2 separate regions of the Homo sapiens genome follow, and region 1 is linked to region 2. Evidence: chromatin loops called from intact Hi-C (ENCODE). Cell type or tissue: CD4-positive, alpha-beta T cell. All regions are shown on one strand. Each heading gives the region's core, and the rest is flanking DNA. Links, peaks and the distances in the headings are about the cores only.

Region 1 (9,254 bases), core at 940-8,939, 650 kb before region 2:
TACCTCTGAATACCATCAAGTAGCAAGTGTTACTTTACTTTCTCCCTGCAAATATTCTAAAGGCTTTTAATTGGATTCCATGTCAAAAGAAAAAAAACTCAACTTTTGGTTAATCTAACTGATTGTGTTAGTGTGCTATCTCTATCATTTATCTACTTTTTTATGTAGTAACACAAATAGTCTAATAGATCCATTGCATTATATTGTGCAGAGACTATGATACTGAGTTACCCTTGGTAGAACATGCCTTCTGATTTGCCCAGATTCTCATACCTATACCCCTTCTACACAGTATCTACTGAGAATTTTTCTATCTGGGCTATGAATCTAAGACATAAGAGTTGGTGCAGGCTGTCAAAGAGGTACAGATGAGTAGACCTGCTATTACTTTGTGACTCAATTCATTTTGGAAATTCTGTCTGGGAATCAGAGTGGCTGACTGTAATTAGGCGTCAGAAGTGATGCTACATGGCCCCCCTTAGGACAGCTAACTGAATAGAGCAATTTCAACCAATGAGCATATAGGCATTTAACATGCTTTAGAGATTAGGAGCTTCATAGGGTTCTTCTCATTGCCTGGAATATACTTCAACCTCCACATCATCATTTGGTGATGAATCTTCAAAATTCAGCTCAGGGTATCTGCTCTGGCAAAAGGTGTTTCCCAAAGCATATGCCACCCTTGCCCACAACAGTCACAAACTGCACTGTAGCCAACTCTATGCTTTTCCTTCCTGCCTCTTTCATCTACCTACCTACCTACCTACCTACCTACACACACACATACTGAACTTAAAACTCTCGAAAACAAATACCATGTCTAATTCTATTTTCTATCCTAAGCAGCAAACATGAGTTGGGTACCTAATATCTGCTTATTGAATGAAAAATACTGTAGTCTACCATTTCTGGTATGGAGTGATAGTTCATATCATTTCAATGCCAGGAAATATGCTCATCGATTAGTAATATTGACAGAGATTAAAATGCATGTGTCTTCTGAAGTACTTATGAATGGAATGATATACCCAGGGTTTGCCTCAATATATTCCAGCTTCTTTGGGGGGATAGTGACAGAAATTATAGGTACTGATGAAAAAAATTGGCCACATATTGATAATTGGTGAAGTTAGGTTATGAACAAGGAGGAGATAAATGTACTATTCTCTCTAAATTGTGGTATATTTGAGAACTTTCATAATACAAAGTAAATACACATACACAATCACAAAATGGAAAATAAAAACACACAACCAAAGAACATTGACTTTATAATGTTAGCATCTTAGAAAAGGGTGGACATTGGTGGATTTTTATAGCACAACTGTTATGTTTAGGGGCATACGATTTGAACCAGGCTTCATGTATAGTTTGTTCTGCTATGAAAGTCTAACTACTACTGTACTTCAGCCAAAACTGGTGGGATTACAAGAGCTAGATGGATAAAAGTCTCCTTTATACAAGGATCCAAAGGCAGACATTTAACCAAAAATAAAAAGAAAGAGAAACAAACTATGGGCTTCAGAAAGAAAAAGAAACAAACTATAAGCTTCAAACGTTTAAAATCTGGCCAATAAAACTCATCTGCAAAGTCCTGGGAGATGGCAGCATGACTGAGGTGGTAGCGTATATGTTTATGTTGGCTGTTTCATTCCCCTACACACCTTAGACATCTCTAATTAATCCCTTTGGAGCAGTGGTGGCTGGAATTCATAGCTCACGGTCTTGTCCCATGCCAGCCAAATGTAATCCTGAGACACTGCACCCACATGTTAAGGGACATTATTGCCCTTCAGATTTAAGAATAACTGCTTGATTAGGCCTAGAGTGCTCAACCCTGGCTAACCATTAACATCAATTCAATCAGAAAGTAGGAACTGGGTATAGACGTTTTAAGAGTTGCCCCAAATGATTCTGCTTTTGTAGACAAATACCCTAAAAGCTGTAAGACAGCAATCTCAACCACAGAAAGATGTCATGAGTATTGAGAAATGAGAAGAGGACATTTTGCAACGAGATGCTGTGGTGTGCTGGCCAGATACTCCCCCTTCACCCTTTCAGGACCAAGGCACTCATTCTTTGAGCTTCTGTAGGCTTTTTTTTCACACCTGAATCCCTTCTGAGAATTGCCTCAACCCAAGGAAGCTGCCTCACTCAAGGTTGCATGCCTCCTCCTGCAGTGGTCCACATCCAACAACCATACAAGTAAAAATGCCCAGCCTCCTTGCCTCAATTTGGGACACTTTTTTTTTTTTTTTTGAGATGTAATTTTGCTCTTGTCCCCCAGGCTGGAGTGCAGTGATGTGATCTCAACTCCCTGCAACCTCTGCCTCCCAGGTTCAAGCGATTCTCCTGCCTCAGCCTCCTGAGCAGCTGGGATTACAGGCATGTGCCGCCACACCCGGTTAATTTTGTATTTTTTTTTTTTTTTTTTTTTTAGTAAAGACAAGGTTTCACCATGTTGGCCAAGCTGGTCTCGAACTCCTGACCTCAGGTGATCTGCCCAACTTGGCCTCCCAAAGTGCTGGGATTACAGATGTGAGCCACCATGCCTGGCCTATGCAATTTGGGACACATCTCACGGGCCATCCCTGCTTCAGAGCTCCCCATGGGTTCAGCTAATTTTCTTCTGCAACTGTATCACAGGTCAACTTTTTCTCTGCCCAGTCCTCTGGAAGGGCCTCTGCTTCTCATTCTTTCCCAATTTGCTTACCAAGCATGTTTCTCCATAGCATTTCCCAGTAAACCAGCTGCCTAGAAATCTCCTCTCAGAGGCTACTTCCCAGGAAATCTAACCTAAGATAATCACAAGGGCTTTCCTGGGATCCTGCTTAGCTTTAGTGCTTATCCACCTGCATTTCTCAAGTGGGAATAAGAAACCCCAGTATTTGTTTTGCTAAAATTGATTATTTACACCATCAACTCAGAACTACATTAGAGCTGCTTTTCCAATAGAGCTGCGTTTCCAAAAATCTCATCATTTTTACTAATCATAAAAGATGGAAAACTTGAGGCTATCACCCATAATTAATTAGTGCATCAAAAACATTAAGTATGAGAAACATTTATCTACATTTTCCAAATCAGTAAAAATAATTGTAAAAAATTATGACTGTTCTTTCTCTCAGATGTCTCCAGAATCATTTAGTGATATCTGGGTCTTCTTTGGGCTGTTCAACTTCCTCTTCCTCTAATGGGTATCCCTCAAGGGTCTCTGATGTTGCCTTGTTCTTTTCCTAAATTGGCTCATTTCCTGGATTTTCTTTGCCTCCTGGTCAATACAGGCAAGATGGCAGCTTTTACTGGAAGGCTTGTTGGGAGTAGATCTTTTGGTTCATAGAAACCTAAAGAGTTATCCACGGGAGACAGTTGTGTCTGAGTGTGTCTCATGTCAATAGACTTTGATGTTATTCAAGCAGAAACTTCTGACTTGTGGGTTAGAGGTTGTATGTTAGACTTAGAGATCAGGTGCACAGGCAGGGTGAGGGGTATATTTGGGAATCCAAGAATTAGTGTCTTTCTCCCTACTCTGTAGTGACTAAAATCTACATGGAGCAGAGCACAGTTTACTTGGCTGGGTTGTTGGTGGCTCTCTTTACCAGTTTATGAAATCTAAGTTTGTCATTTTTGCTTTGATGAATGACTATCAATTTGTACCCAGTCATGAAACAAACAGAACTGTGACTTGTGCTTTACAATTTGGGTAGGCAACTTACTTTGCTGTAGACCTTTGCTAGTCAATTTGTGATTTGTGAATCAATAGCATTGACCTGAGGCCGGGCGCAGTGGCTCATGCCTGTAATCCCAGCACTTTGGGAAGCCGAGGTGGGTGGATCACGAGGTAAAGAGATGGAGACCATCCTGGCCAACACGGTGAAACTCCGTCTTTACTGAAAATACAAAAATTAGCTGGGCGTGTTGGCGCGTGCCTGTAGTCTCAGCTACTTGGGAGGCTGAGGCAGGAGAATCGCTTGAACCTGGGATACAGAGGTTGCAGTGAGCCAAGATCACACCACTACTCTCCAGCCTAGGTGGCAGAGCGAGACTCTGTCTCAAACAAAAAACGAAAAACAAAAAAACCCAGCATTGACCTGAGAGCTTATGAGAAGTGCACAATTTTGGCTCCTGGCTCTAACCCATGGCTACTAAATCAGAATGTGCTACTAAACAAGATTATTTCATACTTCTAGGAGGGTCCCAAGTGATATTGATGCTACTGATCCACAGAACACATTTCAGGAAGTAAGGCTGCAGATAGTTTTATCGTATTTCCAGTAGTTGCAATGGTTACCCTTATAGGAAGCTGGGTTGTGGCTGTGTCCGCCTGTATCTCCCAGTGCTGTGTTTAAAGCCCTACTCATTGTCACAACAAGCCAAGTGAGCGAGAATTAGACAGAAAGCAGTACCCAAGGATGATAGATGGTGGCTGTTCCCAGAGAAATGAAGAGAGTCCTTGTTGTATGGGTAGAACTGCTCTCCGATGTGGGGATGCAGCTTAGAGCCCAGCTCTGGGAAATGGCTAATTATCTCGTTGAGAAAGCCCACCAAGAAGCAGCTTTCACATGGAGGAAAATGTTGCCTGGACAGAGAATGGCCTCTCCACCGGCTCTGTTCAGAGGAAGCAGAAAGGAGAGACTTTGACTGGAAATCACACCAGTAAGGGCATTTCTTAAACTTTTGAAAATATAAGGGAAAAGCCCTTCCCTGGGAAATTGGAGACTTGGATACTGGGTCTGTCTCAATCACCAACAAGATATAAACACCAATACATTACCTATACTCTGGGTTTCACTTATTTCATCTGTAAAATGAGGGTTTCTAAGAATTTACCCAGCTCTTTAGCACCTAAGAACTCAAAAGCCCTAGAATTGGCTGCAAAATCTGCTCTTGCCACAAGAGGGAGTCATTTTTCTGAGATAATAGAAATTCTATGCATAGTCTTAATGAAAAGATTTAGGCAAACATTAGCATTTGAGCACCCAGAACTAAATGGCCTTTCATAAATAATTTTAAAAGATTAAAAGGCTTATTAACTTTTTTCACTTACATTAAATTGTGACTAATTCTTTGCTTGAACAAGCAAAAAAAAAAAAAGACGATTGAGAAAGATCAATAGAGCAAACGAAAACATTGATTATCTACAAATATAACAAAGAAGGTCTTGACTTTCCTCCAAAGATTCCTAGGAATTCAAGCCTGTTCAGTGTTTCTCTTATTTTTTTGCACATTGTCAAATCCTGGGGGTTTCCTGACCCTTTGGTAGAGAGTTTTGTGTCTAAGAATTAACATTAGACTCAAGGTGTGTCTAACTGACAACAAATGATTCTGGAAGAGAATAAACTGGTACATAAGGAAATGGGAGGCACTGTTTGTAGGATTCCAAACATCTGTATGAGAAGTGAAACATTCCATCCAGAGTCAACATGTTGCCTCTACAAAAGATGTTTTTCAGATACTGTACCTTCATGTTAGGTGTCATGTGAGCTCAGCACTGAGCTAAGGAGCTGTGATCGCTTCATTTGTCCCAGATCACCCAGACCCCCTTACTGTAACTGATCTCACCATGGTTCTTTCTTCTTTCCTCTATCTTTCCATGTTGTGAAAGGGAGTTTTCCAGGCTGAGGGTGGTTGGCCTGTCTGCCGCAGGTAGAGTAAAGAAAATGGGATGTGAACTATGAGTGAAGGCTGGGAGAAGAGGAAGCACTGGTTGACTTTTGGTGGGCAACCTGAAAGAGAGCTGTGAATGACATCTCTCCTCCCTGCTCCTAACTAGAGAGTGTGTCTCAGAGAACTGTGCCATTTAAGAGCCGGAAGGCACTCTCAAAGCCACCTGGTTCAATATTTCCCAAAGAGGAGCATTTTCTGTTCATACAATAGGATATTATTTTAGCTTATGCATAGACATAGAAGCAACATTGACTCACAGAGGGAGAATCTAATCCCTCCTAATGGCCTCAAGGAATATGCCTTCTTCTTATCCTGTGATGTTTCTAAAACCCCTCTATCGGTTACCAATTTCTCATTTTTGACAAAAAAAAAAAGGTTTTACCATAAAAAAATCAGAGCAGTCACCAGGCAACACTATCTAGCTAGAATATAATAGTATTGCTTGATTTGTTGCATTGATTTTTATGACTATGTGCTATTTATAACAATGATATTGGTTTCTCTATCCATAATGCCATCACATTTGCTTTTTAAGTAAAAAAGTGAATTGACTTAAAGAAAAATGTTAGGTAAGTAATAGTACAAGCGGTACACAGATAAGTCAGAAAATGTGCAGATGGTACCAGCAGGTAGAGTTATTGACAATAAGCCCATAGCTCTGTCTTCTGACTTGATAACTTTTCACACATGTTGTGTATCTGGTTCTATAGTGGGATTGACCACTAATGAGTTACTTTAATCAGGCTGACACAGAAAAACAAATGCGCTCTAATCTCCTTTCAACTGGTCAAGTTTTAACTTTATTAGGTATATTAAATAACTCATATTGCTCCTTTGGGACACACAGAAAAAGGGGGAAAATTCCTTTTGTGCCAAACAGTACAGTTCTATGTTAAATCCCATTGCAGCCCACAGGCAAAATCCCATAGCTGCCAATGCCATATCAAAGAAGGTTCTCTATTTCCCTATCCCTGTAGCTCAGAGTTAATAACACTTGGTTTACCTAATTACAACAAATTTTTTCCAATAATAATCCTTACAACTAGTGCTTTCTCTGGCCCTGGGCCAGTCACTCAATAAAGCAAAGACCTAACTGTTATTTCCTTTAGGCAGGAAATCCTTTTTCTGTAACCTCAGACATTTCTTATAACTTTATTTGTATGTTTATCATCAATCAGTACAATCAGACTCCTTGAATTATGTGAGCTCCATGAAGGCAGGGGTCTCATCTGTTTCGTTGACTGCTGTGTTTTCAATGCTTGGAACAGTGCCTGCTCTTCGATAAACGTTTGTTGATTAACGGACAGATTAATTAACTGCACTGGTGGGAACAAGTCTTGATTTGGGGGAATTGCTTGTTTATGTAAAGCCAACTGGAACAGCTGTTCTGTGTAGGTGCACATCACAGAGGCAGCTTTCATCTTAAAGAGGAAGATAAAGAACACACCAGTGATGGAAGTTATGCTCAGCTTGGGAAATCACAGATTTTAAAAAGTGCCAGAGGTTATCTGTTTTTATTGAACATTGGAACCTTCCCAGCTGGTAAAATGCCTAATAATTGTTCAAGGTCATCAGGAAAGTAGATCGTTTGGCGACTCATTGTCGCCAACAGGTAAGTTTTCTTCTTGGGAAATAACACAGGGTTTTCAAAGTCTCCTGAGGTTATTATGATTTTTGGTTTTAAATAAACATTCAGTTGGTTTGATGTGCACTTTGGATTTCATGTTTCTAACAGAAATAGTTCACGTTAGTTCAGTGAAAAATATAAAATCAACAGGAAAATTCAGGATTTTGGACAGAATTGTTGGTTTAGAAGAGATTGGTTCCTTGAGTCTTGCCTGTAGCCACAACACTTCATTTTCTTAACATATTTCCTAGGTGGAAAGCACTGGGAATACAATGTGTAACCCCTACCCTCCAGGAGTATTATCACAGCCTAAGGGGAAGACAAACAGGTGAGCGGGTAACTACAATTCACGGTAACTACAATTCATGGTAACTACAATTCATGTGTGTCATAGGTCCTATCAGGGAAGAAAGTGAATGTTGCTAGTGGAGCATGCAGGAGGGGCAGTAACCCAGTCTTTCTGTGTATGGTGGGGGTAAGAGCGCCAGGAAGAGCTTCTGAGAAGAGGTTACTAATCTAAAGTTAGTAAGTACTTGTAGGACATGGCCAGGTAAAGATTAAATGTTCTACCAAGAAAGAAGAAGATGCAGCCGGGCGCGGTGGCTCACGCCTGTAATCCCAGCACTTTGGGAGGCCGAGGCAGGCAGATCACGAGGTGAGGAGATCGAGACCATCTTGGCTAACACGGTGAAACCCCGTCTCTACTAAAAATACAAAAAAATTAGCCAGGTGTGGTGGCGGGCACCTGTAGTCCCAGCTACTCGGGAGGCTGAGGCAGGAGAATGGCGTGAACCCGGGAGGCGGAGCTTGCAGTGAGCCGAGATTGCGCCACTGCACTCCAGCCTGGGCAACAGAGCAAGACTCCGTCAAAAAAAAAAAAAAAAAAAAAGAGAGAAAGAAGATGCTTCCCTTATAAGGTCTTATTTTTCATACTTAAGGATAACTTCTAATTTGCTATGCATTCTGTTTCTCTCAATAGTCTTGATGTATCATTACAAAAGAAGGAGAAGGTGGTGATGAACTTCTGCCCATAACCATGTAAGAATGTCATCTGACCTGCTGCTTCAAGGCTAAGAGAGTGATAGTGCCTGTGCCTTCTCTGTTATTCCAATGAAACCATCTGCTCTCTTGGTTCCCAGGCCTTGCCACTGGCTTCCCTGTTCTCCTGCTTGCAGACAGCATATCACAGGACTTCTCAGATTCCATAATCTGTGAACCAATGTCCATAATAAATCCTCTTTCAGGTATACCTCTTAGTGTATGTCCTGTTGGTTCTGTTTCTCTGAAGAACCCTTACTAATACACTGCCTTTCTAGACATATCTGCTGTCCCTTCTTTCTCTCCCTAACCTCTACTTACCCACAGTACATACACACTCTTTAATCCATCCAAGTTGATTTAATTTCATTCTCTGAATGGATCCTGCTATTTTACATTGCTGAAACTTAGCACATGCCGCTCCTCTGCCTCAAATATTCTGTGATCCTTGTGGGGGCGGGGGTAAAGATTACTTAGCCTTACAATTTCAGTGAGGCTTGTCTTTGAGGAGTCTTCCTGCACAAAGAATCTGATAGAAATGCCTCTCCTCTGGTCTTTAGTAGTAGCGTGTTTCTGTGTCCTAGGACTTATTGCACTCTTGGTCTGTTTCCCTCACTAGGTTTGAGTTCCTTGGGGAATGAGCCACGTTTTAATTCACCTGAGGCAGGCCCTAGTGAATTAGCAATGCACTATAGTTGTGTAAATGTCATCATGGAGGTAAGGTGAGGGAAGAGTATATGTGAAGCCTTTGTACTATTTTTTTTAATTTCTTGTAAGTCTCAAACAACTTCAAATGGAAAATATTTTTAAAATGAATTTTGTCATGGGTTAAAACCCTGTATCAAATATATAAATCTAGGGGAAACAACAATTCCATGTAGCATTTCATTTTCTGTAATTTAAAAAAATTAAAATCAGATGT
Region 2 (9,254 bases), core at 384-8,383:
ATTGGTGAAGGCCATAAATGTAAAATTTACCCACAGTTATAAAGAAAAATATGGACAAATATTTGTTTTCTAACCATGTTAAATTTATCCCTCAAAATTCAATAAAATAAACATAAAACAACACATCTTCCAACTATGTCTTCCCTCTAAATCACTGCATTCTTAGAATGTGAACTCTTCATGGTAAGTAACCACACACCTGCGTTCCACACATTGCCACCTATAACAAGGATAGTTCGGGGTCTGTGGGTGCTGTAAAAGGAGCAGTCCCATTCACAAAGGGAATGTTAATCCCTTGTCCAGGACAGCTTATGGCCAACCTCAGAGAGTACTATATCAATACTATATCAACACCTTGATTGGAGGCAAGAGAGGACATGGATCGGAAGGGCCCACTGGTGTCACAGAACAAAGGTCTCCAAAGTCCATGGAAGACATAAGCACATCACGCCTGGAAGACTAATTGGTGTGCAAACTGAAAGAGAGTGAAGTGACCATTCTGGGTGCTAATGGAGGGAGGTTCTGAGGGTAAATGACAACTCTCCCCGCCTTGACCCCTGCCACATCGTGCTGTAGACTAGAAGTGGCACCATGGTCAAGACACATGATTGAGGCAAGAGAAGACACACGAGCCCACACATATGGCTCAAGCCCAAGGTGAACCATCAAAGCCCAGACCTCAGAACTCAATCTGGGTCTGATGTGATGAAAGTTACCCAAGGTTAGTGTGTCAGCATTATTCTGGTGGTCTGATACCATGTGATCCCACAAAACATATTGCAGTGGAGCAAGCCTCCCTCTTGGAACCAGCCCAGCTACAGGACCCCAGGACAACCCGCAGGCACAGTTCTGGAAGTCACTGGGGCCATCTCTTTTTTTTTTTTTTTTTGGACATTGAGTCTCACTCTGTCACCCAGGCTGGACTGCAGTGCACTGGGGCCATCTCTTTTTTTTTTTTTTTTTTGGACATTGAGTCTCACTCTGTCACCCAGGCTGGACTGCAGTGATGCAATCTTGACTCACTGCAACCTCTGACTCCCAGGTTAAAGCAATTCTCCTACCTCAGCCTCCCAAGTAGAAGTGACTACAGGCATGCACCACCACGCTCGGCTGATTTTTTGTGTTTTTAGTAGAGACAGGGTTTCACCATGTTGGCCAGGCTGGTCTCGAACTCCTGACGTCAAATGATTCACCTACCTCGGGCTCCCAATGTGCTGGGATTACAGGTGCCCGGCACCCAAGAGGGCCTTAGAATTTTTGATGAAAGTACTCCAAAGCCTAGGGTTCAGGCACGGGTCCTGCTTGCCCAGGTCTAAGAAAGTACTATTGTTCACATTCTACTACATATCTCATTCATTTCACAATCTGTAGTTGAATACCCCTTATTTAAAAAAAAAATTAGGAAGATATAGTTCTGTTCTCAGTTTGGAACAATCTTGTTTTTTCTTTATAAGCTTGCTTTTCACTTAAGTTTACCTAGTGAGCCATGAGATAAATCAAGTACGGCTGAGTGTCTGACTAGAACTACTGATATAAATACTTGCCCAAAATTTGAAATAAGAAATTCTGTTTCTCAAAAAGTTAAACATAGAATTACTATACAACCCAGCAATTCCACTTATACATATATACCCAGAAGAATTGAAAAGAGCTACTCAAACAAGTGCATGTACAGGTATGTTTATAGTAGCATTATTCACAATAGCCAAAAGGTGGAAACAATCCATATATGTATCAATGGATGAATTGACAGACAAGTTATGGTATATACAGACAATGGAATATTATTCAACCATTAAAGGGAATAAGGTACTGATACAGGCTACAACATGAATGAACCTCAAAAACATCATGTAAGCAAAAGAAGCCAGACACAAAAGGACAAATATTGTATGATTCCATTTATATGAAACATCCAGAATAAGTAAATCTATAGAGGCAATGCAGCTTGATGGTTGCCACAGGCAGTGGGGAGGAAAAAATGAAAAGCAACTGCTTAATAGGTAGGAGTTTTCCTTTGGGGTGACGAAAATATTTTGGAACTAAGTAGAAGTGGTGATTGTACAACATTGTGAATGGATTAAATGCCAATGAATTGCTCACTTTAAATTAGTTAATTTTATGTTCGGTGGATTTCACTCCAATTTTTGTTTTATCTTGACCATTAAGATAGTTATTTTCAGGCCAGGTGTGCTGACTCATATCTGTAATCCCAACACTTTGAGAGGCCAAAGAGAGAGAATCTCTTGAGGCCAGGGGTTTGACACCAGCCTGGGCAACATGGTGAGACCCTGCCTCTACAAAAAATTTAAAAAATAGCCAGGACTGGTGGCACATACCTGTGGTCCCAGCTACTCAGGGGCCGAGTGGGAGGACAGATTGAGCCCAGTAGATCAAGGCTGCGGTTAGCCAAGATCACACCACTGTACTCCAGCCTGGGTAACAGAGCAAGACCCTGTCTCAAAAAAAATAAATAAATAAATAAATAAAGGTATTTCTTTTCAACTTAGTTGATAATAGGTTATACTCAAACACAAAATCAGACCAACTGTGATGATTTGTAGTGATGTTAATGATTATTATTTCTTACGGAACAAAATATCACTGAGAAAAGACCCCAGAATATATCCACTTGGCGATTGTTTTCAGAGAAAAGAAATAATGTTGAGGGGAAACGTTGCTGAAAAGAAAAAAAAAATCTATAGAAAAAAAGAACTGGAAAGAAAGAAATTATATTTGCTTCTTAAGAAAGTAATCTTTTTATCAAGAGTTATTTTCCATAAGATATTGGGGTACAGGTGGTATTTGGTTACACGAGGAAGTTCTTTAGTGGTGATTCGTGAAATTTTGGTGCACCCATTTTTATATGGGAAAAGAAATGTACATCAGCAGTTGACCTTGGAAACTATAAAACAATCAGAAATCCACTTAGTAACCAAAACCCTAAAAATATTACCTTAGCATGGTGGTCCTCCATAAAGATAGTTGCTATCTGTTCAACAAATATATTACCACCAAAGAGATAAAAGCAAGTACAACCTACAAATTTACAGTGTTTCTCTGTACGTTGTTCAAAAAATAGAATTCACTGGAAGGATGAAGCAGGCAATGTGATTAATTCATAGAAGAGTTCAATCTTATTACAGCCATTACCTTCTAAGTGAAGATATAGTGCAAACAATGCTGTATTTTTTAGACTGCTGTTATCAATTCCAGATATTAAAATAATTATTTTAAGCTGTTATAGCCTACAGGCAAAACAAAATAGCACAGGAACTATAAAGCTTTGTAAAACAAAACATATAAGTAGTCAAACTGGGCTTATCCCACCCCTGCCAGATAAAAAGGCTGATCATCAGTCAAGAAATAAGCACATTAATCCTGAAGGAAAAAAATTTGCATTTCTATAATGTGAAATTACTCCTGCACTGAAAGATCTTGTTGAAAAAACTTAATGTATTTCTCCCAAAAACAATTTTTTAAAAGGTACTTCCATGCTGGGATTTCTTTTGCACAAAAAAATGAAATAAAAATCATCTACTTTCATAGTATAATAAATTTTTAGGAGTAATTGTTCTTCAACAGAGATAGAAAGCTCCACTATTAATGTGCATGATTTTCTAGATATTATTAAAAGCAATGCAATTACAGTTATGGTAATTGATATGGTTCTTACATGATAATGATCACGGGTCAAGAGTTTAAAACATAAAGCAGAACATGCTTTGCACTTTTTAAAGTCAACTGAGCGATTGAAACTTGGCTTTGCTATGAAAGACAGTGGACTCTTTTTGCCCTAACTGCTTGAGGTAGAAGTGGGGGCAGAGTGTTGCTTAGAAATCCCATGTCCCTTCTTTCATTTACCCTCTTATCTCCTCCAAACCAGAACTGTTCTTTCCTTAGGAAAAGAAGGTAATTCTCAGTTATCTGGGCAAATGAGAGTCATGCATAACAAGGATAAATCAATTTCACAGTTAATCTCAAACCCCCATTTCAGCCCCGTTTTATTAGTGTCCTAGCCTTCCTTAATAAACTGACTAAACAGAATCCGTAGGTTAAGAGTGACAGCATCTTGTAAAATTGTGGAGACCTCTCAAGGTCCTATAGTGCCATTTTTTTTCCAGCTGCTACTGCGCTCGCAGACTTGAAGCCTGGTTCTGACCTTTATGACAGGGGAAGCGGAATGCAGCGCAGTTTAATTAGACCATTTTGACTGTTCATTTGCTTGGGTATTTATGAACCAAATCCAATGGATCCAGAAAATTTACTCAGGTGTAAGAAATGGGGAGAAAGATCATTACCTTTGATGCGGCAGATAACAGCAAACTCTAAGAAAAAAATCTCAAAGGAAAGTCAATTTTTAAATAACCTGGAGACCACAGTTTAATGTGTTTTTGACAGCATGTAAGATCATTTTTGAGCCTTTAATGACGTTATATGATTCTTTCTATGAACCAGAAACAAAAAAACCATGGCATCATCATATTAAAACACTGATATATTGAAACACTGATACAGATTTAAAAATCGGTGACTGGACAGGAAAATATTAACAGTATTGTTAATAAAGTTTATCTTGGGGTGCTGAAATTATGAGATATGCAGTAGTTATTTATATTTTTAATTTCCTCTAAATAAACATGTTGCCTTTATAATAAGAAAAAATCAATGATGATTTGTTTCTTAATTTTAAAAATTAATAGCATATACTTTTATTGAGCTGGAATTTCTAACTATTTTTCAAACTGTCTTCTCCAGGAGGAGAAGCAGATTACACAGATATTCAGGCTCTTTGTCCAAACCTCAGTTTTATTTTGTTTATTAAAGTTCTACTTAATATTTCTTTTTTAAAAAACATGGTTCCACTGCTTTTTAAAAAAAAAAAAACAGTTGGAAGTCATTAATGTGTTTCAAATAGTTCCTAAGAATTTACTGTATGCAAAATTCTGTGTTAAGTAAACTGAATTACATAGAAGTTGTGATTTTCTATTGTGTACACACACACACACACTCATTTCCCTTTAATCACTACTCTTTTTTTCTTCCATGAGTAAACCTCAGTCCTATTTTGTTTTTTTCATTTCCTACTCACCTTAATTCTACATTTCAAAAGCCTAGAAACTAAGTGAGCAAGGAAAGAAATGTCTTCAGAGGATGAGAGAGGGCAAACACTACTATTCTACATGGTGTCATTCAGTATGTAGAAGTGGAGGGAGAAAACAGTCAACTGAAAAGTTTTGGGGTGATTAAGAGATGGATGGGGAAAAAAAGAATAGGTTTTAAGAAGCTTCTTGTTGTCCTTTGAGAACTTCCATTTACAATTTGCTTGCAATCAATTACACTTTGTCAGATTACTGCTTCTTTGAATTTGCACTTGCTAGAGATTTGGCCTCGTGGTGCTCTGGTTATATACAGGTTCTAACTATAACAGGTGAAGGGAGCAACACAAAAAACAGATTTATTACATACAGCTTCCTAGAATGAAAGAAAATCTAAATGAACCTGGACAAAAAACTATCCTGGTCCTCAGCATGAATCTTAAATGGCAATAGTCACTGGTGAGATTTCTCTAAGCAGCATTTGTCATGCTTCTGAATCTATGATGGTAGCACCAATATACACTGAGCATGGGAGTTTTCTATTATAAAATTTTGAAGTTTGCTACTCATATTCAATGTAAGTTCCAATGTTTCTTTTAGGATATTGATGTATACACTTTCTTTTAGGATACTGACATACACACATGAGTGTTCATGTATGTACAAATGCACAGACACACTTGGGCCAGGAGAGATGGAATTCATCTATGAGACCTGAGATGGCTCATTAAAGACAAGAACCGAACAAGCACAGAAATTGAGTTTATTCTGGCTATAGCAATGGGGAGCACCCCAGATCTGAGGATCAGAGTGTCCCAGCAGGGTGGCTTTGTCTTATACCTTTATAGGTAGGTGTAGACAGTTATAAATGGGGTGGTTTACAGTCAAGATTGATTTTGCAATCAGGAGAAGTCTCGGTCAATCAGCTTAAAAGAAAATGTTTATCTCTGTGTCTAGCTAGTTACAGGAGGACAAAAAATTCATCTAATTATTCATAAGAAAAAGCATGTGAAATTGGAGGGTGTGTATCTGGCCTTGTCACAGGTAAACAAGAGAGTCATCTGTGCATCTTATTTGTCATGAGAAAGAGTCAAGAGTGGACAAGAAGTCTTATCTAAGTCACATGGGAAGGTTGGTTGGTGACAAGCTGTTAACCAGAACAGAAAACTGTTACCGTTTTCAGAGCTCCGGTGAAATTCAACACTGTCTGCCACAGTGAACTATTGAGGGAAAGAATTGGGCACCTGAGACTCTCACATTAAAAGCACAACTTCATGATATCACTAGTTTCTGAGGCTAGGTTGACTAATCATTTTAAGTAACACTCATCCGAGCTTAACACTTGTGCATTTTACCACTTGCAGAAGTTGGAAAAAAAATTATCTAAAACTGTTTTCCCACTGCTTTGGATTAGAATAAATGTGATGAAAGCTGAGGGTATCTAACAGGCAAAAGGGCATATTACTGATGAAACTGTGTTATGAATGTCATGTTGTCACACAACAAAACAAAACAAACGTTTTAGTGAAGCAGCATGGTACAGAGGAAGAAACACAGATGAAGTTGAAGTTGAAACTCCAGAACAGAGACCTCAGAAATAACACCACATATCTACAACCATCTGATCTTTGGCAAACCTGACAAAACCAAGCAATGGGGAAAGGATTCCCTGTTTAATAAATGCTGCTGGGAAACCTGGCTACACATATGCAGAAAACAGAAACTGGACCCCTTCCTTACACCTTATACAAAAATTAACTCAAGATGGATCAAAGGCTTACATGTAAAACCCAAACCATAAAAACCCTAGAAGAAACCTATGCAATACCATTCAGGACATAGGCATGGGCAAAGACTTCATGACTAAAACACCAAAAGCAATGGCAACAAAAGCCAAAATTGACAAATGGGATCTAATTAGACTAAAAAGCTTCTGCACAGCAAAAGAAACTATCATCAGAGTGAACAGGCAACCTACAGAATGGGAGAAAATTTTTGCAATCTACCCATCTGACAAAGGGCTAACATCCAGAATCTACAAGGAATTTAAATTTATAGGAAAAAAACAACCTCATCAAAAAGTGGGCAAAGGATATGAACAAACACTTCTCAAAAGAAGACATTTATGTGGCCAGGAAACATATGAAAAAAAAGCTCATCATCACTGGTCATTAGAGAAATGCAAATCAAAACAACAAGATACCATCTCACACCAGTTAGAATGACGATCATTAAAAGGTCAGGAAACAACAGATGCTGGAAAGGATGTGGAAAAATAGGAACACTTTTACCCTGTTGGTGGGAGTGTAAATTAGTTTAACCATTGTGGAAGAAAGTGTGGCAATTCCTCAAGGATCTAGAACCAGAAATACCATTTGACCCAGCAATCCCATTACTGGGTATATACCCAAAGGATTATAAATCATTCTACTATAAAGACGCATGCACACATATGTTTATTGTAGCACTATTTACAATAGCAAAGACTTGGAACTAACCCAAGTGCCCATCAACGATAGACTGGATACAGAAAATGTGACACATATATACCATGGAATACTATGCAGCCATAAAAAAAGAATGAGTTAATGTCCTTTGCAGGGACATGGATGAAGCTGGAAACCATCATTCTTAGCAAACTAACACAAGAACAGAAAACCAAACACCACATGTTCTCATTCATAAGTGGGAGTTGAACAATGAGAACACATGGACACAGGGAGGGGAACATCACACACTGGGGCCTGTCAGGAGGTAGGGGGCAAGGGAAGGGAGAGCATTAGGACAAATACCTAATGCATGTGGGGCTTAAAATCTAGATAACAGTTTGATAGGTGCAGCAAACCACCATGGCACATGTATACCTATGTAACAAACCTGCACATTCTGCACATGTATCCTAGAACTTAAAGTAAAATTTTTTTTAAAAAGTTGAAATCCAAGGTCCGTCATTTATTAGCAGTGTGACTTTGGTGATTTAACCTCTTTATGCTTAATCTGGAAAAGAGTGAGGCTTACTTGGAAAGAATTCCATGATTAGAGATCATGTATGGAAAGCCCTAGGTAAAGTCTACCTGGAATGTGGCAGGTACTCAGTGATGGAGCCCCACTTCCTTGCCAGAGCTGAGTTTTCCCACATTAAATTGGGGAGAGGTGTGTGTTTCATAAGTACATGAGTCTATGTATATTAAGTCAAACTTTCTCCAGTGAGTATAATTAAAGATGTAAAATTTGGGAACTATCGCTGGTCATCTTCTGCCATTTGGAGAAAGCCAGTCTGGTCTGGGTATCACGAAGATACTCAGAGGAAAGTCAAAGAAGCATGAATCTGATACCCAGACTAAGAATCTTGAAAGTGTTCAAGTACCTGGTTCTACTTATCCCTCTCTCCAGCTTCGCTTGGCTATGCTGAAGGCTGAGTTTCTGCCACTTACATCCCACAATATATTAATACAGGCAGCAATTTTTTTATTCTATTAATAGGCAAAATGCCATGAGTAAGACAGGGACAGTTGAAAATAAACATTCTCTTCCCAATATCATCTCCAAATTAATAACTTATTCACTAATTCTCTGTTTTAGATTGTCTAACAGAAATCTAAGAATATTAAATACAGACAATAAATATTTTTTAAAAAGATGCCTTTTTCCACTTATTTGGCATTACTTCATTGGAATTCATCTTCAAAGAGTTAATTTTATCTTGACTTTAGTTCTAATCTTCCCAGTGGAGCTTTCAATATAAGCTAATGATTTTGATGTACATCCAATTCAAGCTGCATAATATACTATTCTATATGCTGTTCCATCTGGGAAACACTTAGAGATAAAGGAAACAATCTGATTATTTGCTTCATACAAATTGCTGCTCTGAAAATTAGTTTTTTAATGTAGAAAATAAGAGACTGTTTAATGCTTCTTATCAGGCTTAGCTTTTCAGATGTTCAAGGGACTTCGACTGAATATTGACAAGTAGCAAAACACTACAGTATATGCAGCAGAGAAATTTCAGACTGTACAAACAAAAATACATTTATTTTGCCAACCTGCATCCAGAGTTATTCTTAAGAGTTGTTTTCAGGGGCTTAGGAATCAAAAGAATCAGAGAGACAAGAGTGGGCACCTAACGCCTTCTAGGAAATAATAAATTCATTC

What was found. Peaks named below come from ENCODE experiments on the same cell type or tissue, not always from the same donor. Only the 100,000 strongest peaks of a DNase experiment are listed, where the experiment ranks them.
Region 1: a loop joins it to region 2, with 2.4 times the contacts of the local background. A loop is called at or near these places in 20 of 110 quality-filtered maps.

The regions. Positions count from the first base shown.
Region 1 is chr9:75,862,100-75,871,353 of GRCh38, reverse strand. The region is part of intron 2 of LOC105376091 (a long non-coding RNA gene); the gene reads right to left. Among named protein-coding and RNA genes, the nearest start is that of PCSK5, 24 kb to the left of the region's middle. In CD4-positive, alpha-beta T cell, for the core only: CTCF peaks have their summits at 4,680 and 4,886 (motif pointing right); a DNase peak (open chromatin) is centred at 4,883.
Region 2 is chr9:75,210,995-75,220,248 of GRCh38, reverse strand. No RefSeq gene overlaps it. Among named protein-coding and RNA genes, the nearest start is that of OSTF1, 130 kb to the right of the region's middle. In CD4-positive, alpha-beta T cell, for the core only: no CTCF peak of the experiment used is centred there; no DNase peak of the experiment used is centred there.